Regions from separate parts of the Homo sapiens genome. Here region 2 is linked to region 1. Evidence: chromatin loops called from intact Hi-C (ENCODE). Cell type or tissue: GM12878. All regions are shown on one strand. Each heading gives the region's core, and the rest is flanking DNA. Links, peaks and the distances in the headings are about the cores only.

Region 1 (15,010 bases), core at 3,425-11,424:
ACTCCTGACACTTATTTAACTTGCTGTATGTTAACAAGTCCCTCCCTTCTCTGGACCTCAGTTTCTCCACCTGTGTAATGAACAGATAGAATGGGATCTAAGGGATATTCAGATTCCAGGAATCTCTGCTTTCTGAAATATATTAGCTTGATGCAGGGAGCCAATCTCACAGTGCCTGTGAGATTTAATCATCATCATTTAGCAAGTGCACAGTAGATGTCATGGGATGGCTCATGTGTGGTCTTCTGTGTCTTTACAACAGCCCGTAAGGTAGATGGTGAGATCTCTGTTTCACAGATGGGGAAACCAAGGTTTAGAATGCATCCCTTGAGGTTCATGTTAATTGCAGGCTGGGCCCTGGATCAGATCTGCGCTCTCTCTGGGCTGAGTGAGCTGCACATTTGGTGGCTTTTACAGATGCCCTGGTTTGAAGGCTGTAAGGTCACCAGGAAGGAATGGAATGTGGCAGGTGTGACACTGCTAAAAGCACTGGACTCAATCACACTGCTACCCACTCCACGGACAAGCCTCTGCAGCTGCCCCTGACAGGCAGGTACAAGACTGGGGATAAGTTCATGCCTTGTGGAGGTGCTTGGGGTTGGGGGCCTACTGGGGTCTGGTTGCTGATGGCCCTGGGTGCTCTGTCCCTCCAGGTATTGGCACTGTGCTTGTGGGGCAGGTGGAAGCAGGCATGGTGGTGACCTTCGCCCCATGCAACATCACCATGGAAGTCGAGTCTGTGGAGATGCACCAAGGCCCTGCCTGGTGACAAGGTGGGCTTCCATGTGAAGAACGTATCAGTAAAGGACATCAGGCGAGGTGACCTGGCAGGACAGCAAGAATGACCCGCCCTCAGAGGTGGCGAGCTTTGTCTCCCAGGTGAGACACCCACTGAGGGGCATGTCCCGCTGCTCCTAGGGCTGCCAGCTCACTCAGAGTGGTCACAGGGCATGGGCTCTGTATTAGACTCTTGACCACTGTGGAGGTGGAGTCAGACTGCCTGGGTTAGAATTCTTACTCTGCCTTTTATTTGTGTGCACCCTTGAACAAACCAATGTACTTCAATGAATCTGTTAGTTTCCACAACAACATCTTGAAAAGCAATATTTTTTTTTTTTTTTTTGAGAATGAGTCTCACTCTTGCCAAGACTAGAGTGCAGGGGCAGGATCTCAGCTCACTGCAACCTTGCCTCCCAAGTTCAAGCGATTCTCCTGCCTCAGCCTCCCGAGTTGCTGGGACTACAGGCATGTGCCACCACGCTCAGCTAATTTTTGTATTGTTAGTAGAGACGGGGCTTCACCATGTTGGCCAGGCTGGTCTTGAACTCCTGACCTCAAGTGATCCGCCCACCTCGGCCTCCCAAAGTGCTGGGATTACAGGCATGAGCCACCATGCCTGGCTGAAAAGCAGTATTTCTTAAACCAAGTGGTTTACAATCATCTGGGAAGGTGTTTCAAAAATACAGATTCTGGGGCTGGACACATGTTGGCCAGGCCAGACATGGCGAAACCCCATCTCTACTAAAAACACAAAAATCAGCTGGGCATGGTGGCATGTGCCTGTAATCCCAGCTACTAGGGTGGCTGAGGCAGGAGGATCAGTTGAACCTGGGAGGCGGAGGTTGCACTGAGCAGAGATCGTGCCACTGCACTCCAGCCTGGGCAACAGAGTGAGACTCTGTCTCAAAAAATTAAAAAATAAAATGTGCCCAAGGTGCCTGACCTCTTAGATGATCAGGGTCACCTCCTTTGCATGGGGCTTAGCTGATGCCCCCCTTTCTCCCCTCCCCATCCCACCGTGGCCTCCAGGTGATCATTCTCAACTACCTTGGCTGCACCACAGCTGGCTACTCACCAGTTTTGTACTGCCACACAGCCCACATTGCCTGCATGTTTGCAGAGCAGCAAGTTTGCAAACCAGCGCTTGGGCAACAAAGTGGAAGACAACCCCAGAGCTTTGAAGTCTGGGGACTTGGCCATCGCCCAGATGATCCTGGGCAAGCCCATGTGCGTGGAAAGCTTCTCAGACTACCCGCCCCTCAGTAAGACCCAACAGCACCTGGCCACTGGGGCTGCCCCTTCCTCCTTCTGGGTCCAGGAAGCCAGTTGGCCACCTGAGCCAGGCAGTAGAACCTAGTCACAAGGATCTGAGAGCCAGGTTAGAAGAGCCCACAGAGAGAAGGGGGCTTGCCTGGTATCACAGCAAGGTGGGGGCCACTCTAAAGCCTTGCTACTCAAAGTGTTGTTCATGGACATGCTTCACAGGCATGCTCTGGGAGTTAGATATGCAGAATCTGGCTGAGCGCAGTGGCTCATACCTGAAATCCTAGTGCTTTGGGAGGCTGAGGCAGGAGGATTGCTTGAGGCCAAGAGTTTGAGGCCAGCCTGAGCAAAATAGCGAGACCCCCATCTCTATAAAACATTTTAAAAATTGGCTGGGCATGGTGGTGCTTGGGGATACTGAGGTGGGGGGATGGCTTGGGCACAGGAGTTTGAGGCTGCAGTGAGCTATGATCACGCCACTGCACTCCAATCTTGGAGACACAGCAAGACCCTGTCTCAAAAAAAAAAAAAAAAAAAAAAGAAAAAGAAAAGAAAAGAAAAGAAAGATAAATAGAAGAATCTCATTCTCCATCTAGACCTGCTGAATTCAAATCTGCGTTTTAACAAGATCCCCCAGGTAAATGGACGTCACATCAATGTTTGAGAAACACTGCTCTAGAGAAGGTGAGTAGAGCAGAGATGGGTAGGGAGGTTTTTCCCTTCCTGCTGTCTAGGACGGTGGCTTTCAAACCTGCTGGATTATCATAACCACTGATGAAGCCTTTTAAACCTAGAGGCTCACACCCTGATAGAGTTACCTGGTTAAGGCTGCAGCCTAGGAGTATGTTTCTTAGACTCTCCAGGTATCACTTGCATGGCTGGGCTTGAACTACATTCTGAACTCAAATATCTAGGGAGTAGGCTCTTTCACGTAGTGCTTCTGTGCCAGGTTCTGTGCTATATGTTAGACATTTGTGCCTGAGCAAGAAGAACAAGTCCCTCAGGTCTCCCAGTTAATGGGGAAAAGGGTGAATCTATAAAGGCTAATTTTAGAGCTGGGCTAAAGAGGCTGCCAACATAAATCTTGCAATGTTGGGTTAGGTCTTCCTACCCATACCAAAAATATTATGAGACACAAAGCCAGGAGCCGAAGCCTTTTCTCTGCAACATGAAGTCAGGGATGCCTTCAAGAACCCTCAAGGGCTGGGCGCGGTGGCTCACGCCTGTAATCCCAGCACTTTGGGAGGCTGAGGTGGGTGGATCTTCTGAAGTCAGGAGTTCAAGACCAGCCTGGCCAACATGATGAAACCCTGTCTCTACTAAAAATACAAAAATTAGCCAGGCATGGTGGCAGGCGCCTGTAATCCCAGCTACTGGGAAGGCTGAGGCAGGAGAATCAATCGCTTGAACCCAGGAGGTGGAGGTTGCAGTGAGTTGAGATCGCGCCATTGCACTCCAGCCTGGGCAACAAGAGTGAAACTCCGTCTCCCAAAAACAAAAAACAAACAAACAAAAAACCTCAGGAGAAGCAACACCCAGGTTGCCAGTTGACTGTGAGAACCACCGCATGGGTTGTGATGGGCATGGGGGAATTGCTGGTTGCTTGGAGGCTGGGAGCATTCCTTTGCTAAGGTGACTGCACCAAAAGGAAAGCTTTCCCTGTCATCATTGCTGATGGCAGCAGGAGAGTTGGGCAGCTAAGAATATAAGCACTGGTGTGAGACTTCTAGTTTCTTTTTCTTTTTGTTTTTGAGACACAGTCTTGCTCTGTCACCCAGGCTGGAGTGCAATGGTGCAATCTCAGCTCACTGCAACCTCCGCTTCCCGGGTTCAAGCGATTCTCCTGCCTCAGCCTCTCCAGTAGCTGGGATTACAGGCGCCAATCACCACGCCCAGCTAATTTTTCTTTCTTTTTCTTTTTTTGTATTTTTAGTAGAAGCAGGGTTTCACCATGTTGGCTAGGCTGGTCTCAAACTCCCGACTTCAGGTGACCCACCCACCTCAGCCTCCCAAAGTGCTGGGATTACAAGTGTGAGCCACCGCTCCCGGCCAACTTCTAGGTTTTTAACCATTGCAGCCAAGTGACCTTCAACTTCTCTGCCTCACTTTTCTCACCTGTAAAATGGGTACAAGAGATGTACTGTGAATTATTGGGAGAATGAACATGAGCTCATGTATATAACTCAAATGATCACTTTTGGCCCACTTGACCTCTTCTGCAAGTGTCCCATAGCTCCTGCTCTGAAAAGTATTCCCCCTATTTCTTCACGCCCTATGTCCTAGGTCATTTCTCTGTGTGACATGAAGCAGACAGTGGCTGTTGGGGCCATCAAGATTGGAGAAAAAAGCAGCTACTGGCAGCAAGGTCACCAAGGCAGCCAGGAAGGCAGCCAGGAAGTGAGTGGTAGAGCCTCACCTGGGAAGAGTGGCTCAAGGAGAAGCCTTGGACTTGTTCTCTTGCCTAAACTGTCTTTTCTTTTCTTTTTCTTTTTCTTTTTTCTTTTTTCTTTTTTTTTTTGAGATGGAGTCTGGCTCTGTTGCCCAGGTTGGAGTGTAATGGCGCGATCTCAGCTCACTGCAAGCTCTGCCTCCTGGGTTCACGCCATTTTCCTGCCTCAGCCTCCCAAGTAGCTGGGACTACAGGCGCCCGCCACCACGCCCGGCTATTTTTTTTGTATTTTTAGTAGAGATGGGGTTTCACCGTGTTAGCCAGGATGGTCTCGATCTCCTGACCTTGTGATCCACCCAACTTGGCCTCCCAAAGTGCTGGGATTACAGGCGTGAGCCACCACGCCCGGCCCTGTCTTTTCTTTTTTGAGACAGAGTCTTGCTCTTCTCCCAGGCTGGAGTGCAATGATGCGATCTTGGCTCACTGCCACCTCCACTTCCCAAGTTCAAACAATTCTCCTGCCTCAGCCTCCCCAGTAGCTGGGATTACAGGCTCCCAACACCACGCCTGGCTAATTTGAGTATTTTTCATAGAGACAGGGTTTCACCCTGTTGGCCAGGCTGGTCTCAAACTCCTGACCTCATCCGCCCGTCTTGGCCTTTCAAAGTGCTGAGATTACAGGTGTAAACCACTGCGCCCGGCTGTCTGAACTATCTTAATCCTGATCCTGCTAATATGGTTTTCTCTCTGCTGATGAGCTTGAGGCGTTGGATAAAGCAAAGCAAGTCTTTTTGCCTCTGCCTCTACTGACCTCTGTCTCAAGCAGTGAGGAGGCAGGTGGGTTACTGGGAGTCCAGATGCAAGAGCCAGACAGCTGGGCTTGTAAAGAAGAAAACGCATGGAGGGAAAACTGAGGGGAAGGTCTGGGCCCTAGCCTGGTCTGTCGGCTTCTAAAATAGGACGGGACGCTGGTATTAGACTGCCTGATTTCATTACTGTCTTAAAAGTTACTAGACCAGGAGTGGTGGTGCATGCCTATAATCCCAGCACTTTGGGAGGCCGAGGTGGGTGGATCACTTGAGCTCAGGAGTTCAAGACTAGCCTGGGCAGTATAGTGAGACCTCATCTCTACAAAAAATACAAAAAAATTGGCCAGGTGTGATGGTGCATACCTGTGGTCCCAGCTACTTGGGAGGTTGAGGTGGTAGGATCACTTGAGCCCAGGAGGTCGAGGCTGCAGTGAGCTGAGATCGTGCCTCTGCACTCCAGCCTGGGCAACTGAGTGAAAAAAAGAAAAGAAAAAAAAAAAAAGGGCCAGGTGCAGTGGCGTATGCCTGTAATCCCAGCACTTTGGGAGGCTGAGGAGGGCAGATCACTTGAAGTCAGGAGTTTGAGACCATCCTAGCCAACATGGCAAAACACCATCTCTACTAAAATACAAAAATTAGCTAGGCATGGTGGTGCATGCCTGTAGTCCCAGCTACTCAGGAGGCTGAGGCACAAGAATTGATTGAACCCGGGAGGCAGAGGTTGCAGTGAGCTGAGATCACACCACTGCACTCCAACCTGGGTGACAGAGCAAGACTGTGTCTAAAAAAAGAAAAAAAAAAAAAGCTGGACACGGCTGGACACGGTGGCTCACACCTGTAATCCCAGCACTTTGGGAGTCTGAGGCGGGTAGATCACCTGAGGCCAGGAGTTCAAGACCACCCTGGCCAACATGGCGAAACCCTGTCTCTACCAAAAATACAAAAATTAGCCAGACGTGGTGGCGGGCACCTGTAATCCCAGCTACTTGGGAGGCTGAGGCAGGAGAATTGCTTGAACCCAGGAGATGGAGGTTGCAATGAGCCGAGACATCATGCCATTCCACTCCAGCCTAGGTGACAGAGTGAAACTCCTCCATCTCGAAAAAAAGAAAAAAAAGTTACTAAACTTCTATGTGTTTGTCTGCTCATCTGTAAAATGGGAAAGCAATAGTATCTGCCTCCACAGGGATGCTGAAGGTTGAGTGAGCTGGTGCCTGGTGGGGACAGTAAATTAGTTATTAATCAGCCACCCTCATTATCACAGTATGGGTAATACAGCCACTTAAGAGCTATTCTGGGAAGTTTGTTTGAAGAAAAGGTGGAGTTGGGGTGGGGATTGAGCTTTTGAGAATGAGTTCAATTTTATATCTCCCCAGGTACCTGTTTCCCTTTAAGTTACATAGAAGTTGCAAGAAGTCCCATATATCTTTCACCCAGATTCCCCAAGTCCTTTATTGATTGATTGATTGAGAGGGGGCCGGGTATGGTCTGGCTGTGTCACCCAAGCTAGGGTGCAGTGGTTGGATCATAGCTCATTGCAGTCTCAAACTCCTGGGCTCAAAGGATCCTCCTGCCTTAGCCTCTTCCACCACTGGAATTATAAATGTGTGCCACTATGCTCAGCAGATTCCCTAAAACTTAACTTCACCATGTTCTGCGGTGAGAAGGTATATCCAAACCTACCCCCAAAGGCCAAGGGAGCTGATGGGCTGAAGAAAGAGGATGACAAATCTAGTTTCTCAGAAAGAAACATGTAAGACACTTAGAAGAGAAGTCATGTCTCAGGCAGCCGTGAGACAGTGGGTCCCCGTACTATTACCCCCAAGACCCAGGGCTCATATACCATAGGGAAAGGGTATATGTGCTTCAGAAGAAATGTGTAGGACAATTGAGGTCAACCCTCTGGGAAAGGCAAAAATGCTATGTATGACATAGCCTATAATCTGCTTAAGAAGAGGATTTATATTAAGTGTTTACAATGCTAACATCATGGTTGTTTTGACCTAAAGGGCAGGATTTACAGCTCTTAATAGTAGATAAAGTAGAAATCATAGAGGCATTCCTGGAACTGGGGTTAATCAGAAGTCAGGAGCAGTGGCTCATGCCTGTAATCCTAGCACTTTGGGAGGCCAAGGTGTCCAGGAGTTCAAGACCAGCCTGGACAACATAGCAAGACTTGTCTCTAAAAAAAAAAAAAAAATCAGAAGTCAATATGGCAGATTAAAATCCAAGATGAAGTTCCCTTAGCCTCTACATGCTACATTTGCTTTATTATTTCCCCTCTAAATTTGTTTCATTCTGAGCCATTTCAGAGTAAGCTGCAGATACAATGCCCCTCTACTGCAAATACTGAATGTGCTTTTATTTAAACACAAGAACATTTTCTTACAAAACCAAGATCCAGTAATCAGAATGAGGACATAAACATGGTACATTTCTGAAATCTATAGACCTTATTCAGATTTTGCCAATTGTCCCAATAACATGCTTTATAGCAAAAGAAAATCCAGGACCATGTGTTACATTCAGTTGTTTCTTTTCTTTTCTTTTTTTCTTTTTTCTTTCTTTCTTTTTTTTTTTTTTTTTTGAGACAGAGTTTTGCTCTTGTTGCCCAGGTTGGAGTGCAATGGCACAGTCTCAGCTCACTGTAACCTCTGCCTCCCGGTTCAAGCGATTCTCCTGGCTCAGCCTCCCAAGTAGCTGGGACTACAGGTGCCCGCCACCACACCCAGCTAATTTTTTGTATTTTTAGTAGAGACAGGGTTTCATCATGTTGGCCAGGCTGGTCTTGAACTCCTGACCTCAGGTGATCCACCCACCTCGGCCTCCCAAAATGCTGGGATTACAGGCATGAGCCACAGTGTCTGGCCCATTCTGTTGTTTCTTTATTCCAAGTTTCGAAGCAGCCCCTCCTGGGAGTCTGGCTGAAACCCCAGCTCTGAGTTGGCCAGTGGGTACTTGAGGGTGGAGGCTCAAAGGAGGGGCGTTTTCCATTTGCCCTCCTCCATCAGCCCAGTTTCCCAGAAGTGCCCTCTGGTCCCTCTGGGTGAAATCAGGGGAGACTGGGGCTTCTATCTCACTTATGGCTTATGAGGATGAGAGAAGGGAATTGTGCCAGCAGAAGGAAGAGGCTTGGTTCCTTCCCTACCAAAACCTGCTGTGTTCTCCTCTTTCCATCAGTTTGTTCCTATTAAAGGAACTGGCTGACTCAAAGCTAGCTACAGCCTGGAACGTGGGTCCTGGTCTCCTATCCATGGGTCCTGCTGCTGAGGATTCAGTGCAAGCCAGGGGGACCTCTTACTGTCCGGGTTGAAGTCCTTGTGTATCAGAGGCTAACCTGCAGGCCATCTCTTGATTATAATACCATGTCTAACACTTTTTAGAAGACGGTGTTGCTTGGATATACCAGCTTTATATTAATAACAAGAGTCACAATTTATTTCAGGCTTATCATGTGCTTTACATAATTATCTTATGGTACCCATTTTACAGATGAGGAAAACTGAGGCTGATAGGATTCTAATTATAGACTGATCATCCATAATCTGAAAACCCCAAATCTGCAATGCTCTAAACTCTGAAACACTTTGAGCACTGACATGAAGCCACAGTGGAAAATTTCACACTTGACCTCATGTGACAGGTGGCAGTTAAAATGCAGGTACACAGCATACAGTTTATTCAGCATTCCTGAGGGAAAAAAGACGCTCCCAGCCCCCTTCAGCTGTGATATCTCTTTTCCACTCCCACTCAGATTCCGCCATGAAAGCATGTCCACAAGAGGTAACACAAGGCTGAGCATGGTGGCTCATGCCTGTAATCCCAGCACTTTGGGAGGCTGAGGTGGGAGGCTGAGTTCGAGACCAGCCTGGCCAACATGGTAGAAACCATTTCTACTAAAAATACAAAATTAGCTGGGTGTGGTGGTGCGCGCCTGTAATCCTAGCTACTTTGGAGGGTGAGGCAGGAGGATCACTTGAACCTGGGAGGCGGAGGTGGCAGTGAGCCGAGATCGCACCACTGCACTCCAGCCTGGGTGACAGAGCAAGATTCCATCTCAAAACAAAAAACAAAAAACAAAAAACAAAAAAAAAGGGGTAACATGATGGCACATGTGCAGGCCAGACATGCCAACTGCAGGTTCCCCACATGCCTCAAATAGGGAAGAGATCTATGCACATCACTCACTGTGTTTTTTTAATTATTATTTTCTGTTCCGTGGTGTAAAGATATTGTTGAAAGTGTAAAGAAAGGCCTGCAGATACCCCTACGAGTAATAGTGATAAGGAAAAGAGGAAGCAGGCCAGGCAAGGTGGCTCACGTCTGCAATCTCAACACTTTGGGAGGCCGAGGCGGGTGGATCACTTGAGGTCAGGAGTTCAAGACCAGCCTGGCCAACATGGTGAAACCCCTGTCTCTACCAAAAATACAAAAATTAGCTGGGTGTAGTGGCAGGCGCCTGTAATCAGCTACTCGGGAGGCTGAGGCAGGAGAATCGCTTGAACCCGGGAGGCAGAGGTTGCAGTGAGCCTATATGGCACCACTGCACTCCAGCCTGGGCAACAGAGTGAGACTCCATCTCAAAAAAAAAAAAAAAAAAAAGAAAAAGAGGAAGCAGTTATGTTTATAGCACAGAAAGTCAAGTTGCTGGAGAAATGGGACAGAAGTGTAGGTGTGAAATATCCTACAGAAGAGTATGGTGTTGGCATAAACACCGTAGATGACCTAAAGAAACAGAAGGATGGCCAGGCGTGGTGGCTCATGCCTGTAATCCCAGCACTTTGGGAGGCCAAGGTGGGCGGATCACCTGAGGTCAGGAGTTCGAGACCAGCCTGGCCAACATGGCGAAACCCCGTCTCTACTAAAAGTACAAAAAACTTGCCGGGTGTGGTGGTGCATGCCTGTAGTCCCAGCTACTTGGGAGGCTGAGGCAGGAGAATCGCGTGAACTCAGGAGGCGGAGGTTGCAGTGAGCCAAGATTGTGCCACTGTACTCCAGCCTGGGCAACAGAGGGAGACTCCAACTCAAAAAATGAAAAAAATGAAAAAAAAAAAGAGTACAAAAAAATTAGCCGTGTGCGGTGGCAGGCGCCTGTAATCCCAGCTACTCAGGAGGCTGAGGCAAGGGAATTGCTGAGGCAAGAGAATTGAAACCTGGGAGGCAGAGGTTGCAGTGAGCCGAGATCGCGCCTCTGCACTCCAGCCTGGACAACAAGAGCAAGAATCCATCTCAAAAAAAAAAAAAAAGAAAGAAAAAAACAGAAGGATAAACTGATGAAGTTCTATATGCTGAAAATGATGAACAGAAGTTAATGAAAAAGAGAAAAACAATGCATAAAGCAAAAAAAATGAAGATCTTCATTGTGTATTGAAAGAGTAGATCCATCTGGCTGGGCACGATGGCTCACACCTGTAGTCCCAGAACTTTGGGAGGCTGAGGTGGGTGGATCACTTGAGGTCAGGTGTTCAAGACCAGCTGGCCAACATGGTGAAACCCCATCTCTACTAAAACTACAAAAATTAGCTGGGCGTGGTGGCAGGTGCCTGTAATCCCAGCTACACAGGAGGCTGAGGCAGGAGAATTTCTTGAACCCCGGAGATGGAGGTTGCAGTGACTTGAGATCATGCCACTGCACTCCAGCCTGGATGACAGAGCAAGACTCTGTCTCAACAAAAAAGAAGAGTAGATCCATCAGCATTGCACTGATGGATCCATCCAACATGTGCCGCTTAATGGTATACTGAAGGTGAAACAAGCAAGATCTATCACGATGAACAGAAAATTTAAGGAAACTGAATATTCAACAGGCTGATTGCAGATTTTTTGGGGTGTGGGGACAGGTCTCACTCTATTACCCAGGCTGGAGTGCAGTGACATAAATATGGCTCACTGCAGACTCAGCCTCCTAGGCTCAAGCAGTCCTCCCACCTCAGCCTCCCAAGTAGCTGGGAACACACACACATACACCATCATGCCAGGCTAATAAATTTTTTGCAGAGACAGGGTCTTGCCATGTTGCCCAGGCTGGTCGTAAACTCCTAGGCTCAAGAAACCCTCCCACTTTGGCCTCCCAAACTGTTGGGATTACAGGTATGAGCCACTGCACCTGGCTGGTTGCAGAAATTTAAGACGAGACATGATGTTACATTTTTAAAGATTTGTAGGCCAGGTGCAGTGGCTCATGCCTGTAATCCCAGCACTTTGGGAGACTGAGGCGGGTGGATCACTTGAGGTCAGGAGTTTGAGACCAGCCTGGCCAACATGGTGAAACCCTGTCTCTACTAAAAAAAAACACAAAAATTAGCCGGGCATGGTGGTGGACGCCTGTAATCCCAGCTACTCCGGAGGCGGAGGCAGGAGAATTGCTTGAACCCAGGAGGTGGAGGTTGCAGTGAGCCGAGATGGAGCCACTGCACTCCAGCCTGGGCAACAGAGTGAGATTCTGTCTCAAAAAAAAAAAAAAGAAAAGAAAAAAAAAAGAGAAAATGCATGATGAGCTTATTGAGGGGCAAGAGCAGAATGCATTCATAACAAAATCATGTCTAAGACAAAAACCATTGGTAATGAAGCAGATGAAGCCTGGTGTGGCAGTTCATGCCTGTAATCCCAGCACTTTGGAAGGCAAAGGTGGGAGGATCGCTTGAGTCCAGGAGTTGGAGACCAGCCTGGGCAACATGGCAAGACCCCATCTCTACAAAAAATTTAAAAAATTAGCTGGGCATGGTAGTGTGCACCTGTGGTCCCAGCTACGTGGGAGGCTGAGGTGGGAGGATCATGTGAGCCCGGGAAGTCATGGCTGCAGTGAGCCAAGATCACACCACTGCACTCCAGCCTGGGCAACAGAGCAAGACCCTGCCACAAAACAAAACAAAAAACAAAAAACAAACAAAAAAAAATAGAAAAAAAAAAAAAAAGGCAGATGACTCTGGAGGAAACATTTTAAAAAGCCATCCAGGAGAATGCCTCCTTGTCCCTAGGGGACCCACTTCCTGCTCCCTCAACTGCTTCTGATGTTTCTTCTCACCTTAAAAAAAATACAGTGTAGTCCCCTCTCTCCTCTCCCTTCTCCCCTCTCCCCTCTCCCTCTCGGTCTCCCTCTCCCTCTCTTTCCACGGTCTCCCTCTGATGCCGAGCCGAGGCTGGACTGTACTGCTGCCATCTCGGCTCACTGCAGCCTCCCTGCCTGATTCTCCTGCCTCGGCCTGCCGAGTGCCTGCGGTTGCGGGCGCGCGCCGCCACGCCTGACTGGTTTTCATGCTTTTTTGGTGGAGACGGGGTTTCGCTGTGTTGGCCGGGCTGGTCTCCAGCTCCTGGCCGCGAGTGATCCGCCGGCCTCGGCCTCCCGGGGTGCCGGGATTGCAGACGGAGTCTGGTTCACTCGGTGCTCGGTGGTGCCCAGGCTGGAGTGCAGTGGCGTGATCTCGGCTCGCTACAGCCTCCATCTCCCAGCCGCCTGCCTTGGCCTCCCAGAGTGCCGAGATTGCAGCCTCTGCCCGGCCGCCACCCCGTCTGGGAGGTGGGGAGTGTCTCTGCCTGGCCGCCCATCGTCTGGGACGTGGGGAGCCCCTCTGCCTGGCTGCCCAGTCTGGAGAGTGAGGAGCGTCTCTGCCCGGCCGCCATCCCATCTGGGAAGTGAGGAGCGCCTCTTCCCGGCCGCCATCCCACCTGGGAGGTGAGGAGCGTCTCTGCCCGGCCGCCCATCGTCTGAGATGTGGGGAGCGCCTCTGCCCCGCCGCCCCGTCTGGGATGTGAGGAGCGCCTCTGCCCGGCCGCGACCCCGTCTGGGAGGTGAGGAGCGTCTCTGCCCAGCCGCCCCGTCTGAGAAGTGAGGAGACCCTCCGCCCAGCATCCGCCCCGTCTGCGAAGTGAGGAGCCCCTCCGCCCGGCAGCCGCCCCGTCTGAGAAGTGAGGAGCCCCTCTGCCCGGCAGCCACCCCGTCTGGGAAGTGAGGAGCGTCTCCGCCCGGCAGCCGCCCCGTCCGGGAGGGAGGTGGGGGGGTCAGCCCCCCGCCCAGCCAGCCGCCCCGTCCGGGAGGGAGGTGGGGGGGTCAGCCCCCCGTCCGGGAGGTGAGGGGCGCCTCTGCCCGGCCGCCCCTACTGGGAAGTGAGGAGCCCCTCTGCCCGGCCACCACCCCGTCTGGGAGGTGTACCCAACAGCTCATTGAGAACGGGCCGGGATGACAATGGCGGTTTTGTGGAATAGAAAGGGGGGAAAGGTGGGGAGAAGATTGAGAAATCGGATGGTTGCCGTGTCTGCGTAGAAAGACGTAGACATGGGAGACTTTTCATTTTGTTCTGTACTAAGATAAATTCTTCTGCCTTGGGATCCTGTTGATCGGTGACCTTACCCCCAACCCTGTGCTCTCTGAAACATGTGCTGTGTCCACTCAGGGTTAAATGGATTAAGGGCGGTGCAAGACGTGCTTTGCTAAACAGATGCTTGAAGGCAGCATGCTCGTTAAGAATCATCACCACTCCCTAATCTCAAGTACCCAGGGACACAAACACTGCGGAAGGCCGCAGGGTCCTCTGCCTAGGAAAACCAGAGACCTTTGTTCACTTGTTTATCTGCCGACCTTCCCTCCACTATTGTCCTATGACCCTGCCAAATCCCCCTCTGCGAGAAACATCCAAGAATGATCAATAAAAATTAAAAAAAAAAATACATTGTACAGTAATCTTTTAATCAAAACACTGCATCATAGGTGGAGACTGAAAGCCTGCCACTTGTGGTCGCTGTTTTTTGTTTGTTCGTTTGTTTGTTTTGAGACAGGGTCTTGCTCTATCACCCAGGCTGGAGTGCAGTGGTGTGATCTTGGCTCACTGCAAGCTTCTTCTCCTCGGTTCAAGCGATTCTCCTGCCTCAGCCTTCCGAGTAGCTCGGATTACAGGCATGCACCACCAGGCCCGGTTAATTTTTGTATTTTTAGTAGAGACGGGGTTTCACCCCGTTGGCCAGGCTGGTCTCGAACTCCTGACCTTAAGTGATCCACCCGCCTTAGCCTCCCAAAGCGCTGGGATTACAAGTGTGAGCCACAGCACCTGGCCTGGTTGGCGGGGCCGGGGTCGGGTGTGGTGGTGGGGGGAGGGGGGGTGGGTCGCTGTTGTTTCACAGCTGATCCAGGTTTTCTGGTGATGCTCCTCTGCTGCTTAGTTGCCCTGAACACATTACTTTTTCACTGTATTAATGACATAGCATATATTTTGCTGTTAAGAACTTATTTTTTATTTTTGAGACGGAGTCTCGCTCTGTCACCCAGGCTGGAGTGCAGTGGCGCGACCTCGGCTCACTGAAAGCTCCGCCTCCCAGGTTCACGCCATTCTCCTGCCTCAGCCTCCAGAGTAGCTGGGACTACAGGCGCCCGCCACCACGCCCGGCTAATTTTTTTTTTTTTTTTTTTTTGTATTTTTAGTAGAGACGGAGTTTCACCGTGTTAGCCAGGATGGTCTCGATTTCCTGACCTCGCGATCCGCCCGTCTCGGTCTCCCAAAGTGCTGGGATTACAGGCGTGAGCCACCGCGCCCGGCCGCTGTTAAGTACTTATATGTGAATAAGCGTAAGAAAGTATTGCTTATCAATAGCATATACATTTACAGTCTGGAAAAATGGTTAGGCCAACCAACCAGAGATTGTCCACAAGGGTGGCTGAGATAGTGACACCTTTGCTTTCTGATGGTTCAATGTACACAAACTTTGTTTCATGCACAAACTTACTTAAAATATTGTATAAAATTACCTTCAGACTATGTGTATAAGGTGTATATGGAAC
Region 2 (15,010 bases), core at 3,968-11,967, 170 kb after region 1:
AGACTATAACAAGGACAAGACATGCAATGAAAACAAATTTGTTGTTCAGAGATTTCTTTTTTTTTTTTTCTGAGACTGCACCCAGCCTGTTCTGAAATTTCACTATGTTTAGAGAAGAGGATGAAAATCACTACTATGGTTTGAATGCATCTCCCAAATCTCATGATGGAAACTTAATCCCCAAATTCATATGTCGATGGTATAGTATTTAGAGGTGAGGCCTTTGGGAAGTAATTAGGATCATATAAGGTAATCAGGGCAGGGCCCCATGATGGGACTGATGGCTTTATAAAAGGAAGAAAGACCTGAGTGGACATGCCCACTCTCATCCCCAACCATGTCATGATGTAGCAGGAAGGCCCTTACCAGATGCTGGTGCTATGCTCTTGAACTTCCCAGCCTCCAGAACTGTGAGCTAAATAAACCTCTATTCTTTAAAAATTATCCAGTCTAAGCCAGGTGCAGTGGCTCATGCCTGTAATCCCAGCACTTTGAGAGGCAGAGGCAGGTGGATCACTTGAGGCCAGGAGTTTGAGACCAGCCTGGCCAACATGGTGAAACCCCATCTCTACTAAAAATGCAAAAATTAGCTGGGCGTGGTGGCGGGTGCCTATAATCCCAGCTGCTTGGGAGGCTGAGGCAGGAGAATTGCTTGAACCTTGGAGGCAGAGGTTGCAGTGAGCTGAGATTCTGCCACTGTACTCCAACCTGGGTGACAGAGTGAGACTGTCTAAAAAATAATAATAAAATAAAATAAAAATCCAGCCTGTGGGATTCAGTTATAGCAACAGAAAATGGACTAAGACAACCACTAAACAGAAACTCATCCAAAACAGAGGGATTAATAGAGGGATTAGATCCAGAGACCTAAGCTCTCTGGTATAATAAAAGCAGTTCCCTTTAATTGAACACTGAGTTTGTGCCTGGCACTCATCTCATTTAATCCTCACAACACTATAAAGCATCATCACTCCATTCTGCAGTGGAAAAAATGGGGCCCAAGATCAAATAACTAGATCCAGAAGTCCAAGTATGAATGGAAAGAATTTTGGATGGGGCTCCGTACAATCCAAGCATTCATTATTACTATTTTTAGGGGGCAGGGTAATAATCTCAATAAATTGACTGATGCTTTGTTGCTCCTTCCCTTTTCACCAAACCCACTCTCTCCCTTCACTAGTCAAAGATAACCAAGTAGCCTGAGACATAACTCAAATGGGGTACAAATTTTATAGGAAAATAACCTTCTGGATTTTCTCAAGGCAACTTCCAGCCTGGCTTGTGACATTGTGGACCCAAGGAGATACCAGTTCCGGATGGGGCACTGTTCTGTTCTTACACACAACAGAAGACAAGACTCACCATACAGATGTTGTGTTCTTTTCCCATTGCACCCGCCATGGTTTGGAGGCATAGATAGCCTCCCCATTGATGCTCAGCCATTTCCCAACAGCAAGAAGCCTTTCTTGGAAGATGGGAACAATCAGTCCATCTTTAGTTGGTCCAATGTTCAGAAGATAGTTGCCTCCCAAACTTACTGTCTGAACCAGTTCCTGGAGAGAACAGAAACAATGAAAGTCTAGCTATGAATGCCAAGCCTGGCATCATGCTTAAAATAGACAGAGAAGAAAAAGAATCTAGGGCACACTCTGTTTTTTAAATATCCTCTGCTGTTTTAATTTTTTTTTTTTTCTTTTTGAGCTGGAGTTTCACTCTTGTCGCCCAGGCTAGAGTGCAATGGCGTGATCTTGGCTCAACTGCATCTCGGCTCACTGCAACCTCCACCTCCCTGTTCAAGCGATTCTCCTGCCTCAGTCTCCTGAGTAGCTGGAATTACAGGCATGCGCCACCACATCCAGCTAATATCATTCTATTTTTAGTAGAGACAGGGTTTCACCACGTTGGCCAGGCCAGTCTCAAAACTCCTGACCTCAGGTGATCTGCCTGCCTTGGCCTCCCGAAGTGCTGGGATCACAAGCATGAGTCACCGCACCTGAGCTAAAAATTCTCTCTCTATATATATTTTTGTCACTATAAAAGCAGGTTAGGCTCATGTGAGTAAATGAAAAATCAGGCTATATTATATTAACTTGAATTTCAGGGAGTGGCCATGGAGCACTTCCTGTGACACTGTACTTCTCATGGTGCTGAGTGCAGTGGGAAGGGTCATGCCCCAGAAACATGAGGTGTGGGCAGGGAAGCTGAGAATTTCAGGACATTCCTTACGCATTGGGCTATATAAATGAACATGCTGCCCCTTTGGGAAAACTGCTATAAAGAGATACGTTCTTTTTTTTTTTTTTTTTTTTTTTTTGAGACGGACTCTTGCTCTGTCTCCCAGGCTGGAGTGCAGTGGCACAATCTCGGCTCACTGCAACCTCCGCCTCCTGGGTTCAAGTGATTCTCCTGCCTCAGGCTCCCGAGTAGCTGGGACTACAGGTGCGCACCACCATGCCCAGTTAATTTTTGTATTTTTAGTAGAGATGGGGTTTCACTATGTTGGCCAGGCTGGTCTTGAACTCCTGACTTTGTGATCCACCTATCTCAGCCTCCCAAAGTGCTGGTATTACAGGTGTGAGCCACCGTGCTCAGCCAAGAGATACATTCTTTAAGACTTCTGGAGTGGGATTTGGGTGTGTGTGTTTTTACTGTGACCTTGAACAGGTATTATACATATCCAGGCAGCTCAGAAAAACTAAGGTTATATAGAGAAAATTTTAAATTCATTACAGAATTTGAAGAATTCAGACAGGCATGGTGGATCACACCTGTAATCCCAGCACTTTGGGAAGCCAGGACAGGTGGATTACCTGAGGTCAGGAGTTTGAGACCAGCCTGGCCAACGTGGTGAAGGCCCTGTCTCTACTAAAAATACAAAAATTAGCTGGGCACAGTGGTAGGCACCTGTAGTCCCAGCTATGCGGGAGGCTGAGGCAAGAGAATCACTTGAACCCGGGAGGTGGAGGTTGCAGCAAGCTGAGATCGTGCCATTGCACTCCAGCCTGGGCAACAAGAGCGAAATTCCATCTCAAAAAAAAAAAAAAAAGAATTAAAGAATTCATTATAAGAATTCATTACAGTACTCCAAGTGACACCACACCATTAACTTTTGATGTCTTCTTCTAGTCTTTTTCCTATGTAGTTAATTTTATATAGTTGTAATAATATGTAACTTATTTTATTTATTTATTATTATTTAAAAAAAATTTTTGTTTCAGACGGAGTCTAGCTCTGTCACCCAGGCTGGAGTGCAGTGGCGCAATCTCAGCTCACTGCAACCTCTGCCTCCTGGGTTCAAGCAATTCTCCTGCCTCAGCCTCCTGAGTAGCTGGGATTATAGGCATGTGCCACCACGCCCAGCTAATTTTTTTTGTATTTTTTAGTAGAGACGGGGTTTCACCACATTGGCCAGGATGGTCTCGAATTCCTGACTTTGTGATCCACCCTCCTTGGCCTCCCAAAGTGCTGGGATTACAGGTGTCAGCCACCGTGCCTGGCCACTTATTTTTATTTTTTAAAATAGAGATGGGGTCTCACTATGTTGTTTAGGCTGGTCTTAAACTCCTGCCCTCAAGCAATCCTCTTGTCTTGGTCTCCCAAAGTGTTGGAGTTACAAGTGTGAGCCACCACCATGCCCAGCCAATATGTAACTTTATTAAAAATAATAATAATAATAGAGATGGGGTCTTTCTATTTTGGCCAGGCTGGTCTTGAACTCCTGGCCTCAAAGGATCCTCCCACCTTGGCCTCCTAAAGTGTTGGCATTACAGGTATGAGCCACTGTGCCCAGCCAATATGTAACTGTTTTTTCATTCAGTGCTCTAAACATTAACCCATATTAAATTTGTCAACATTTTTATGGTTACCAGGAGTTCGAGACAAGCCTGGCCAACATGAAGAAACCCTGTCTCTACTAAAAACACAAAAATAAGCTGGGCATGGTGGCACGTGCCTGTATTCCCAGCTATTCGGGAGGCTGAGGCAGGAGAATTGCTTGAACCCGGGAGACGGCGGTTGCAGCAGACCGAGATCGCACCACTGCACTCTAGCCTGGGTGACAGAGTGAAGTTCGTTCATAAATAAATAAATAAATATACACATACATACATACATACATACATACATACATACATACATACATACAAATAATCCTGGGAAGGACCTCTGCACAACTTTCTTGTGTAACTCTAATTATTTCCTTAGGACAGGTTTCTGTTAGTCTATTCAATGTCCTTAAAAGGGTTCTATTGACCTGCACTTCTATCCAGAGTACTTCCATCACTCTTACATAAAAAAGCTGGTTTTGCAGCCATAAAAGAGAATGTGTCCTTTGCAGGGACATGGATGAAGCTGGACATCACTCTTACATAAAAAAGCTGGTTTTGCAGCCATAAAAAAGAATGAGTTCATGTCCTTTGCAGGGACATGGATGAAGCTGGAAACCATCATTCTTAGCAAACTAACACAGGAACAGAAAACCAAACACCACATGTTCTCACTCATAAGTGGGAGTTGAACAATGAGAACACATGGGACACAGGAAGAGGAACATCACACACCAGGGCTTGTTGGAATGTGGGGGTGAGGGGAGGGAGAGCATTAGGACAAATACCTAATGCATGTGGGGCTTAAAACCTAGATATCGGGTTGATAGTTTGCAACAAACCATCATGGCACATGTATACCTATGAAACAAACCTGCACACTCTGCACTTGTATCCCAGAATTTAAAGTAAAATTTAAAAAAAGAGGAAAAAAATAATTAAAATCAATCATATAGTATGTTAGAAGGTAATAATAATAATAATAATAATAAAAAGTGGTTTGAGATCCATAGTTAAAAAATAGTGAACTCAGGCCAGCTGCCATGGCTCATGCCTGTAATCCAGTGCTTTGGGAGGCTGAGGCTAGATCTCTTGAGGCCAGGAGTTTGAGACCAGCCTGGGCAACATAGCAAGACCCTGTCTCTACAAAAAATTTAAAAATTAGCTGGTTGTAGAGGTGCACACCTGTAGTTCTAGCTACTCAGGAGGCTGAGGTGGGAGGACCACTTGAGCCCCAGGAGTTTGAGGTTACAGTGAGGTATGATCGTGCCACTGCGCTATTGCCTGCATGACAGAGCAAGACCCCATTTCATTAAAAAAAACAAAAAACTCCCCTCTCCCTCTCCCTCTCCCCCCTCTCCCTCTCCCCACGGTCTCCCTCTCCCTCTCTTTCCACGGTCTCCCACTGATGCCGAGCCGAAGCTGGACTGTACTGCTGCCACCTCGGGTCACTGCAGCCTCCCTGCCTGATTCTCCTGCCTCAGCCTGCCGAGTGCCTGCGATTGCAGGTGCGCGCCACCACGCCTGACTGGTTTTCGTATTTTTTTGGTGGAGACGGGGTTTCGCTGTGTTGGCCGGGCTGGTCTCCAGCTCCTAACTGCGAGTGATCCGCCAGCCTCGGCCTCCAGAGGTGCCGGGATTGCAGATGGAGTCTGGTTCACTCAGTGCTCAATGGTGCCCAGGCTGGAGTGCAGTGGCGTGATCTCCGCTCGCTACAACCTCCACCTCCCAGCCGCCTGCCTTGGCCTCCCAAAGTGCCGAGATTGCAGCCTCTGCCCGGCCGCCACCCCGTCTGGGAAGTGAGGAGCGTCTCTGCCTGGCCGCCCATCGTCTGGGACGTGAGGAGCCCCTCTGCCTGGCTACCCAGTCTGGAAAATGAGGAGCGTCTCTGCCCGGCCGCCATCCCATCTAGGAAGTGAGGAGCACCTCTTCCCGGCCGCCATCCCATCTAGGAAGTGAGGAGCGTCTCTGCCCGGCCGCCCATCGTCTGAGATGTGGGGAGCGCCTCTGCCCCGCCGCCCCGTCTGGGATGTGAGGAGCGCCTCTGCCCGGCCGCGACCCCGTCTGGGAGGTGAGGAGCGTCTCTGCCCAGCCGCCCCATCTGAGAAGTGAGGAAACCCTCCGCCTGGCAACCGCCCCATATGAGAAGTGAGGAGCCTCTCCGCCCGGCAGCCACCCCGTCTGGTAAGTGAGGAGCGTCTCTGCCCGGCAGCCACCCCATCCGGGAGGGAGGTGGGGGTCAGCCCCCGCCCGGCCAGCCGCCCCGTCCGGGAGGGAGGTGGGGGGGTCAGCCCCCCGCCTGGCCAGCCGCCCCGTCCGGGAGGGAGGTGGGGGGGTCAGCCCCCCGCCCAGCCAGCCGCCCGGTCCGGGAGGTGAGGGGCGCCTCTGCCCGGCCGCCCCTACTGGGAAGTGAGGAGCCCCTCTGCCCAGCCACCACCCCGTCTGGGAGGTGTACCGAACAGCTCATTGAGAACGGGCCATGATGACAATGGCGGTTTTGTGGAATAGAAAGGGGGGAAAGGCGGGGAAAGGATTGAGAAATCGGATGGTTGCCGTGTCTGTGTAGAAAGAGGTAGACACGGGAGACTTTTCATTTTGTTCTGTACTAAGAAAAATTCTTCTGCCTTGTGATCCTGTTGATCGGTGACCCTACCCACAACCCTGTGCTCTCTGAAACGTGTGCTGTGTCCACTCAGGGTTAAATGGATTAAGGGCGGTGCAAGATGTGCTTTGTTAAACAGATGCTTGAAGGCAGCATGCTCGTTAAGAGTCATCACCACTCCCTAATCTCAAGTACCCAGGGACACAAACACTGCGGAAGGCCGCAGGGTCCTCTGCATAGGAAAACCAGAGACCTTTGTTCACTTGTTTATCTGCTGACCCTCCCTCCACTATTGTCCTATGACCCTGCCAAATCCCCCTCTGTGAGAAACACCCAAGAATGATCAATAAAGAATAAATAAATAAATAAATAAATAAATAAAAAACTGGACACCCTACTACCCACACCCACTTTAAGATATAGATTACAACCAACACCGTTAAAGCCCTTTTGCATGCCCTTCTCCATCCCAGCCCCCTCCTAAATTTTGTTTATAATGATCTCGCTTTTCTTCATAATTTTACCTCCAAAATATGCATCTGTAAACAATATGCTGTTTTTGCAAGCTTTTGAACATTATATAAAATAAATCATACTGCATGTTAAAAAAAAAAAAACAAAAACAAAAAACTCAAAGGTGCTCTTACCGAAATGATTTCAGATTCTTCTGTAACATCAGACAATGCCATGTCACGACGATAGCCCCAGGAAAACTTGTCAATGCTGGTGCACATCTCCCACTTGTGATCTGGCAAGCTCTGTGGCTTGAATTTATCTTCACAGTTATAGTATCCTCCATGGTGACAGGAACAGTTCTGACCCCATCGGTCATTTACTACCACCTCATCCTAAGGAGGGAAAGAATATTTGGTCATGAGGAGTAAAACCACTTGACTTCTTTATGTAATACACTTTGGTAAGGCTCTATTTGGAAGCAAGAAACTTAGTCTAGAGCAGTGGCTGTCAACTGGGGGCAATTTTGCTCTGGAGGGGACATTTGGTAAAGTCTAGAGACATTTTTGATTGTCACAACGGGGGTGGTATGCCATCTAGTGGGTAGAGACCAGGGATGTTACTAAACGTCCTACAATGCACAGGACAGCCCCCACAGCAAAGAAATATTCAGCCCTAAATGTCAACAGTACTGAGGTAGAGAAACCCTGCTGCAGAGATACATGTCAGGGCTGGGAGAGCTTGCTTTAAAGATCATCTGGTAAATCACTTTTTCTATAAGAGGAGAAATGAACAGGAGAGGACCTGCCTGGGGCCATGCCCCTAGGCAGTTTCAAAAGCTGGAACTACAAATCAGGTATCTGAACCCATGGCAGGCTGTTTTCCAACTATATAATCCCAGCCTTACTTACGTAAAAAAAAAGTCTTAAGACAATCCCACTCAAAAAAAAAAAAAATAGCAAATTCTTTTTCTTACTTCAAGGTTTAGCTGAAGAATGATAAATCATACATGGAATATCTTAATGTAAATGTTAAATGCAGCATATTTTATAACAGAGTGGCCAATACAAGATAAAAACTGAAACCATTTGGGAGGCCAAGGCAGGCAGATCATGAGGTCAGGAGATAGAGACCAACCTGGCTAACACGGTGAAATCCCGTCTCTACCAAAAATACAAAAAATTAGCTGGGCATGGTGGCACATGCCTGTAGTCCCAGCTATTTGGGAGGCTGAGGCAGGAGAATCGCTTGAACCTGGGAGGCGGAGGTAGCAGTGAGCCGAGATCGTGCCACTGCACTCCAGCCTAGGCAACAGCAGAGCGAGACTCCGTCTCAAAAACAAAAACAAAAACAAAACTGAAACCATGTTCAATTCATCACGGCAAAAAGAGATTTATTAAAAGTTTAAAATTCCCATTTCTTGCCTGTTTTAGAGTCATTCACATTGGTATGAAGTTTCTCCTATGGAAGCTAGTTAAGTGCCAAAGAGAAATAGAAGAATAGTCATTATTTGTAACTAGTTCAATCCAATGTCTGGTACTTGATTATCAATGTCTGGGCATCATGGGTCACAGAATTGAAAAGGACAACTCAAGATCAATTCAAGAACAGGTATGTAAAAGCCATTTCAGAGAAAAATGGGGTATTAACAATCCTAATTCTTCATTCAACACCTACCCATCCGCTTATTCAATAAGTATTTACTCAACAACTACCATGGGGCTCACACTGTGGGCAGATACTGGGTCTCCAAGGTGAATAAAACAGAGGTCTTGCCCTCAACCATCCAGCAGAGACTAGCAGAGGAGACAGATATGTGGACAATTACAATATGACATCATATCAGAGTTTATGCCTGGTTACAAGATTATCAAGGGCTTTGAGGTTCATAGCTGGCTCCACCACCTAGTAGTCAAGGGGTCTTAGGCAGGTAACTTTACCTTTTAAGTTAGTTACTTATCTATAAAAACAAACAAACAAAACCAACCAAACAAACAAAATCCAAAGGCAAATATCACCCACCTCACAGGGGTTTGAGAGGGAGGGATAAAAGTGACAGTGTGCCCAGACTCTGGCTCAGAGTGAATAAAGGTGTCTCCTTGCCACACCTCCTCTTTCTCAGAGTCCTCAGGTGATGTGAACGCTCCCTGTACACTCAGCCTGTCAAGGACAGACACAACCATGCACTCCTTCATCCCACAGAAGCTAATGCAGTACCCTCCACTTTGGCATTCGAACCAGTGTCTATGGATTGTGGAGACCTCAGGACATACTTCTACTATCATACTGGTCACCCTACAATGTACTTTGTTTGTATGTCTGTCTTTCTCTTCAGACTGTAGTTCCCTAAGAGCAGAAACCATTCATTCAGCATTTCCAAGGCTTAGCATGCGGCATGCTACGGCACCGGCTCTCAATAAATCCTGGTAGAAATGAAGGAGAATCTACAGTCCCCATATGTCTGCGAAGCTACTGTGAAGATGGGTTGAGGCACACCCACACAGAAGGTCCTGGTTGCTTAGGAATTATTGTTTAAGAGAGGCCGGCCGGGAGCGGTGGCTCACGCCTGTAATCCCAGCACTTTGGGAGGCTGAGGCGGGTGGATCACAAGGTCAAGAGTTTCAAGACCAGTCTGGCCAACATGGTGAAACCCCGTCTCTACTAAAAATACAAAAAATTAGCCAGGTGTGATGGTGTGCGCCTGTACTCCCAGCTACTCGGGAGGCTGAGGCAGGAGAATTGTGTGAACCCAGGAGGCGGAGGTTGCAGTGAGCCGAGATCGTGCCATTGTACTCCAGCCTGGGCGACAGTGCGAGACTCCCTCTCAAAAAAAAAAGAAAAGAAAAAAAAAAGCCAAAAAAGTTCAGGCTGTCTAGCTAGTCATGCTTTTTAAATGACACTGGGGTTGATATTTTCTTCCCTTTCCCAATCCTGCATCTTTGGCTAGTCATTTTTCCTTCTGTGATACTCCTTAAGCACAAACACTAGACTGTAACCTCACGTAGCAAGCGACCTAGCTCGAGGGGTATACACCCTGAACATATATACATAGACGCCATTTCAGAGACAAATGGGGTATTAACAATCTGAATTCTTGGTTCAACACCCACCTACTTTTCCTATTTATTCAGCAACTACCATGAGGCTCACACTGTGGCAGACACTGAGTTTCCAAGGTGAATAAAACAGAGTTCTTGCCCTCAACGATCCAGCAGAGACTAGCAGAGACAGATATGCAGACAATTACGATATGACATCACATCAGAGTTCATTACCTAGGGATGAACTGCACATCTGGGAGGTCACAAACATTCATCAAGTTCCAGAAAACCACTCTTTTTTTTTTTTGTGAGACAGAGTCTCGCTCTGTTGCGCAGGCTGGAGTACAGTGGCACGATCTCTGCTCACTGCAACCTCCGCCTCCCGGGTTTAAGCAATTCTCTGCCTCAGCCTCTCGAGTAGCTGGGATTAGAGGTGCCCACCACCACGCCCGACTAATTTTTGTATTTTCTTTTTTTTTGAGACAGAGTCTCGCTCTGTTGCCCAGGCTGGAGTGCAGTGGCGCCATCTTGGCTCACTGCAAGCTCCGCCTCCCGGGTTCACGCCATTCTCCTGCCTCAGCCTCCCAAGTAGCTGGGACTACAGGCATGTAAAAATTAGGCCCGGCCTAATTTTTGTATTTTCAGTAGAGACGGGGTTTCACCGTGTTAGCCAGGCTGGTCCTGAACTCCTGACCTCGTGATCCACCAGCCTCGGCCTCCCAAAGTGCTGGGATTACAGGCGTGAGCCACCACGCCCGGCCTTAGAAAACCACTCTTAATCTGTCTCTGTGCATCATATAGAATCTGTTTTTTTCTTTCTTCCCATTTTCTGAGCTTAGTAATAGAGACCCAATGAGACCCTTAGACTTTTTTTTTGAGAAGGAGTCTCACTCTGTCGCCCAGGCTGGAGTGCAGTGGCGCGATCTCGGCTCACTGAAAGCTCTGCCTTCCAGGTTCACACCATTCTCCTGCCTCAGCCTCCTGAGCAGCTGGGACTACAGGCACCCACTACCACGCCTGGCTAATTTCTTTTTGTATTTTTAGTAGAGATGGGGTTTCACTGTGTTAGCCAGGATGGTCTCGATCTCCTGACCTCGTGATCTGCCTGCCTTGGCCTCCCAAAGTGCTGGGATTACAGGCGTGAGCCACTGCACCTGGCCAAGACCCTTAGAGATTTATGAACTACCAAGGTACCTCAGTACAAACTGCTTTTACACTTAAGATTTTCCTTTTAAATCCACAACAAATCTAGAACATGTACAATCGTGAAATTTGCTACAGTGAAGATTAGGGTTTCCGCTACTTTGCAAGTACGCTAAAATACAAACTGTAAATGGGCAGCCATTATGCACTGCCTCATAGTGTTGATTATAGGGAGGCGTACTGGGTAGGCAACATTCCCCCAAGGATTTGGATATAAGGGAAGTAAGTGTGTCCCTTGAGAGTTAAACTATAAAATCAACATAGAGTAGGTGGGATTGTAGGCATCTGCATTTTATTCCTACCATTTAATTTTGTAGGTTTTGTGTATCTTATATGTTTTCTTTATTTTTATTTTTTGGAGACAGGGTTTCACTGTCACGCAGGCTGGAGTACAATGGCGTGATCTAGGTTCATTACAGCTTTGACCTCTTGGGCTCAAGTGATCCTCCCACGTCAGCCTCCCCCCACATCAGCCTCCTGAGTAGCTGGGACTACCTCCCGAGTAGCTGGGACTACAGGTCCGTGCCACCACACCCAGCTAATTTTATTTTTTGTAGAGATGAGGTCTCACTACGTTGCCCAGGCTGGTCTTGAACTCCTGGACTCAAGTCATCTGCTTGCCTTGGCCTCCCAAAGTGCTGGGATTACAGGCATGAGCTGCTATGCTTGGCCTGTATGTCTTTTATATGTTTTCTTTGTATTTTATTATATGTTTTAATATCTTTTTGGTGGTTTTCTCATTTATAACATTTGTTTGCTTAATAGAGTTTATTTTTTCTGTAGTGGTCTGGGAATTGTAATTACTATTTTTAGTCTACTATGTAAATTTACCACTGTTTAAACCTATATTGTCAAAGTTAAGAACTAAAGGAGATTGCCGGGTGCGGTGGCTCACGCCTGTAATCCCAGAACTTTGGGAGGCCAAGGTGAGCGGATCACCAGAGGTCAGGGGTTCGAGAGCAGCCTGCCCAACATGGCGAAACCCTGTCTCTACTAAAAACACAAAAATCAGCCGGCCAGGTGGCGGGCCCCTGTAATCTCAGCTACTCGGAAGGCTGAGGCAGGAGAATCACTTGAACTCGGGAGACAGAGGTTGCAGTGAGCGGAGATCGCACCACTGTACTCCAGCCTGGGTGACAGAGTGAGCCTCTGTCTCAATTAAAAAAAAAAAAAAACAACACTAAAGGAGAAGAAAACTTATACTCTAAGGGAGCCAGGGAAGATTAAAGGAGAAACCTTTAACATCCATTAAGTGTCCCAGTCCCTACTGCCCCCATGTTGATATTCCTGTTTATTATTGCTGCTGCTGTGGTTGTCTACTCCAGAGTTTGGCTCCTTGCACTTTCTTTCTTCATAGGAGATAAATAAGAAGTCATATAATCACATACCTTGACAGGGCTGTCATTGTAGAGCCATGAAAGAAAATTTGTGGAGTTCCAGTAAGTATCAGGACATTCCCACTCCCCATCAGACCAGATCAGATCAGGTTTATAGCTGGAAGACATGTGATCAGGACAGAGCTTATTATCTGAACATGTTCACAGTAAAATCTTATGGACCATTTTTTTTTTTAGAGATGGGGTTTCGCTATGTTGCCTAAGCTTGAGTCCAGCAGCTATCAACATGTATGATCACAATGCACTATAGTCTCGAATTCCTGGGCTCAAGCGATCCTCTTGCCTAAGCCTCCTGAGTAGTTGGGACTACAGGTGCACATCACTGCATTTGACTTGTGGACTGATTTTTGCAACAAATATTTTAAAATTAATTTTCCTTCATTTTGAAAGTATGTGGCATAAAAATTATCACAGTGCAGAGGATGTGGAAAACTGAAAACATTTGCTAATAAAACCAGTTTGCTAATAAAACCACCATTTAAAACAAACACAGCAGGCTGGGCACAGTGGCTCACACCTGTAATCCTAGCACTTTGGGAGGCCGAGATGGGCGGATCACGAGGTCAGGAGATCGAGACCATCCTGGGTAACACGGTGAAACCCCGTCTCTACTAAAAATACAAAAAAATTAGCCAGGTGTGGTGGTGGGCGCCTGTATTCCCAGCTACTCGGGAGGCTGAGGCAGGAGAATGGCGTGAACCTGGGAGGCGGAGCTTGCAGTGAGCCGAGATTGCGCCACTGCACTCCAGCCTGGGCGACGGAGTGAAACTCCGTCTCAAAAAAAAAAAAAAAAAACACACAGCATTTTGGTATATTTCCTCCTGATCTTTTCCTTTCTTCCTTTTTTTTTTTGAGACTGTTTTGCTTTGTCTCCCAGGCTGGAGTGCAGTGCTGTGATCTCGGCTCACTGCAACCTTCACCTGCTGGATTCAAGTGATTCTTGCACTTCAGCCACCCAAGTAGCTGGGATTACAGGTGTGCACCACCATGCCTGACTAATTTTCATATTTTCAGTACAGACAGTGTTTTGCCATCTTGGCCAGGCTGGTCTTGAACTCTTGGCAGCAAGTGATCCACCTGCCTCGGCTTCGCAAAGTGCTGGGATTTCAGGCATGAGCCACTGTGCCTGCCCTAATCTTTTTTCTTTATGCCTTTTAGGAAATGGAGGTGTAATCAGCATACAAACAATTTGGTTTCCTTTCAGCAACTAATTCCAATTAAGAATGGGTGCAGCTGGCCGGGCACAGTGGCTCACACCTGTAATCCCAGCACTTTGGGAGGCCGAGGCGGGCGGATCACGAGGTCGGGAGATCGAGACCATCCTAGCTAACACCGTGAAACCCCATCTCTACTAAAAATACAAAAAATTAGCCGGGCATGGTGGCGGGCGCCTGTAGTCCCAGCTACTTGGGAGGCTGAGGCAGGAGAATGGCGTGAACCCGGGAGGCGGAGCTTGCAGTGAGCCGAGATTGCGCCACTGTACTCCAGCCTGGGCGACGGAGCGAGACTCCGTCTCAAAAAAAAAAAAAAAAAAAAAAAAGAATGGGTGCAGCACACCAGCATGGCACATGTATACATATGTAATTAACCTGCACATTGTACACATGTATCCTAAAACTTAAAGTATAATAAAAAAAAAAAGAATGGTGTTTCAAGGAAGCAAAGGAAACAAAATGGTGCTTCAGGACTATAAGACTAAGATTTGCTTTGAAGATGTTTTAAGAGTTGGAACTATTCATAAAATGCATTTTTGTGGATAATTACCAAAGTCTGTACTGTAAAGGACTTATGGAATCCACTGGAGCCCCATTTGTACTCTAGCATATTATTACTCTGAGCCCTATAAGGCATGTATGTTGTGTGTATATACATAAATACATATGTATATACCTATATGGTAAGCATTATTATTCTCATTTGAGCAGCAAGACTTTGATGCTCAGTAGGGCAATTTGTTTCAGGTGACAAGGCTTGTAAGTAACAGGAGGTGGAACTCAAATACAAATCTGCCCATTTGTCCACTGTACTCCATAATTAGGCAGGTAAACTCTAGGAAGATCACTAAGTGGCAAGATATAACAGATGGTCTGTGATTTACTGTGTATAAGAAATTGTACTAGGCAATTTAAACTCATTACCTCATTAGTTCTCATGATTCTAGGATATACTATTATCCCATTTCACAGATAGAGAAACCAAGATCTCGAAAGATAAGTAGTTTGTTCAAGGCAACATAGCCAAGTACGATAAAAGAGTGGGGATCTAAGATTCAGTAATTCTAAATCTGTCCATGTCTCTGATGGTCTCTTACAATTGTTACTATTTTCTTAAGAGAAGTCATCTGGATAGAATCTGAATACAAGGTAATTTTTCTTTTCTTGAGACAAAGTTTTCCTCTGTAGCCCAGGCTGAAGTACAGTAGCAGGATCTCGGCTCACTGCAACTGCCTCCCTGGTTCAAGAGATTCTCCTGCCTCAGCCTCCCGAGTAG

What was found. Hi-C counts contacts between places; a loop is a spot of excess contacts. Peaks named below come from ENCODE experiments on the same cell type or tissue, not always from the same donor. Only the 100,000 strongest peaks of a DNase experiment are listed, where the experiment ranks them.
Region 2: it touches region 1 in a loop (7-fold over the local background); 9 of 110 quality-filtered maps call a loop at or near these places.

Annotation. Positions count from the first base shown.
Region 1 is chr1:23,675,865-23,690,874 of GRCh38, forward strand. No RefSeq gene overlaps it. Among named protein-coding and RNA genes, the nearest start is that of RPL11, 8.4 kb to the right of the region's middle. In GM12878, for the core only: no CTCF peak of the experiment used is centred there; no DNase peak of the experiment used is centred there.
Region 2 is chr1:23,847,287-23,862,296 of GRCh38, forward strand. It overlaps FUCA1 (alpha-L-fucosidase 1), which reads right to left. Exons shown (of 8, transcript NM_000147.5): 4 at 12,512-12,617; 5 at 7,074-7,274; 6 at 1,363-1,553. Among named protein-coding and RNA genes, the nearest start is that of FUCA1, 13 kb to the right of the region's middle. In GM12878, for the core only: a CTCF peak has its summit at 7,478 (motif pointing left); no DNase peak of the experiment used is centred there.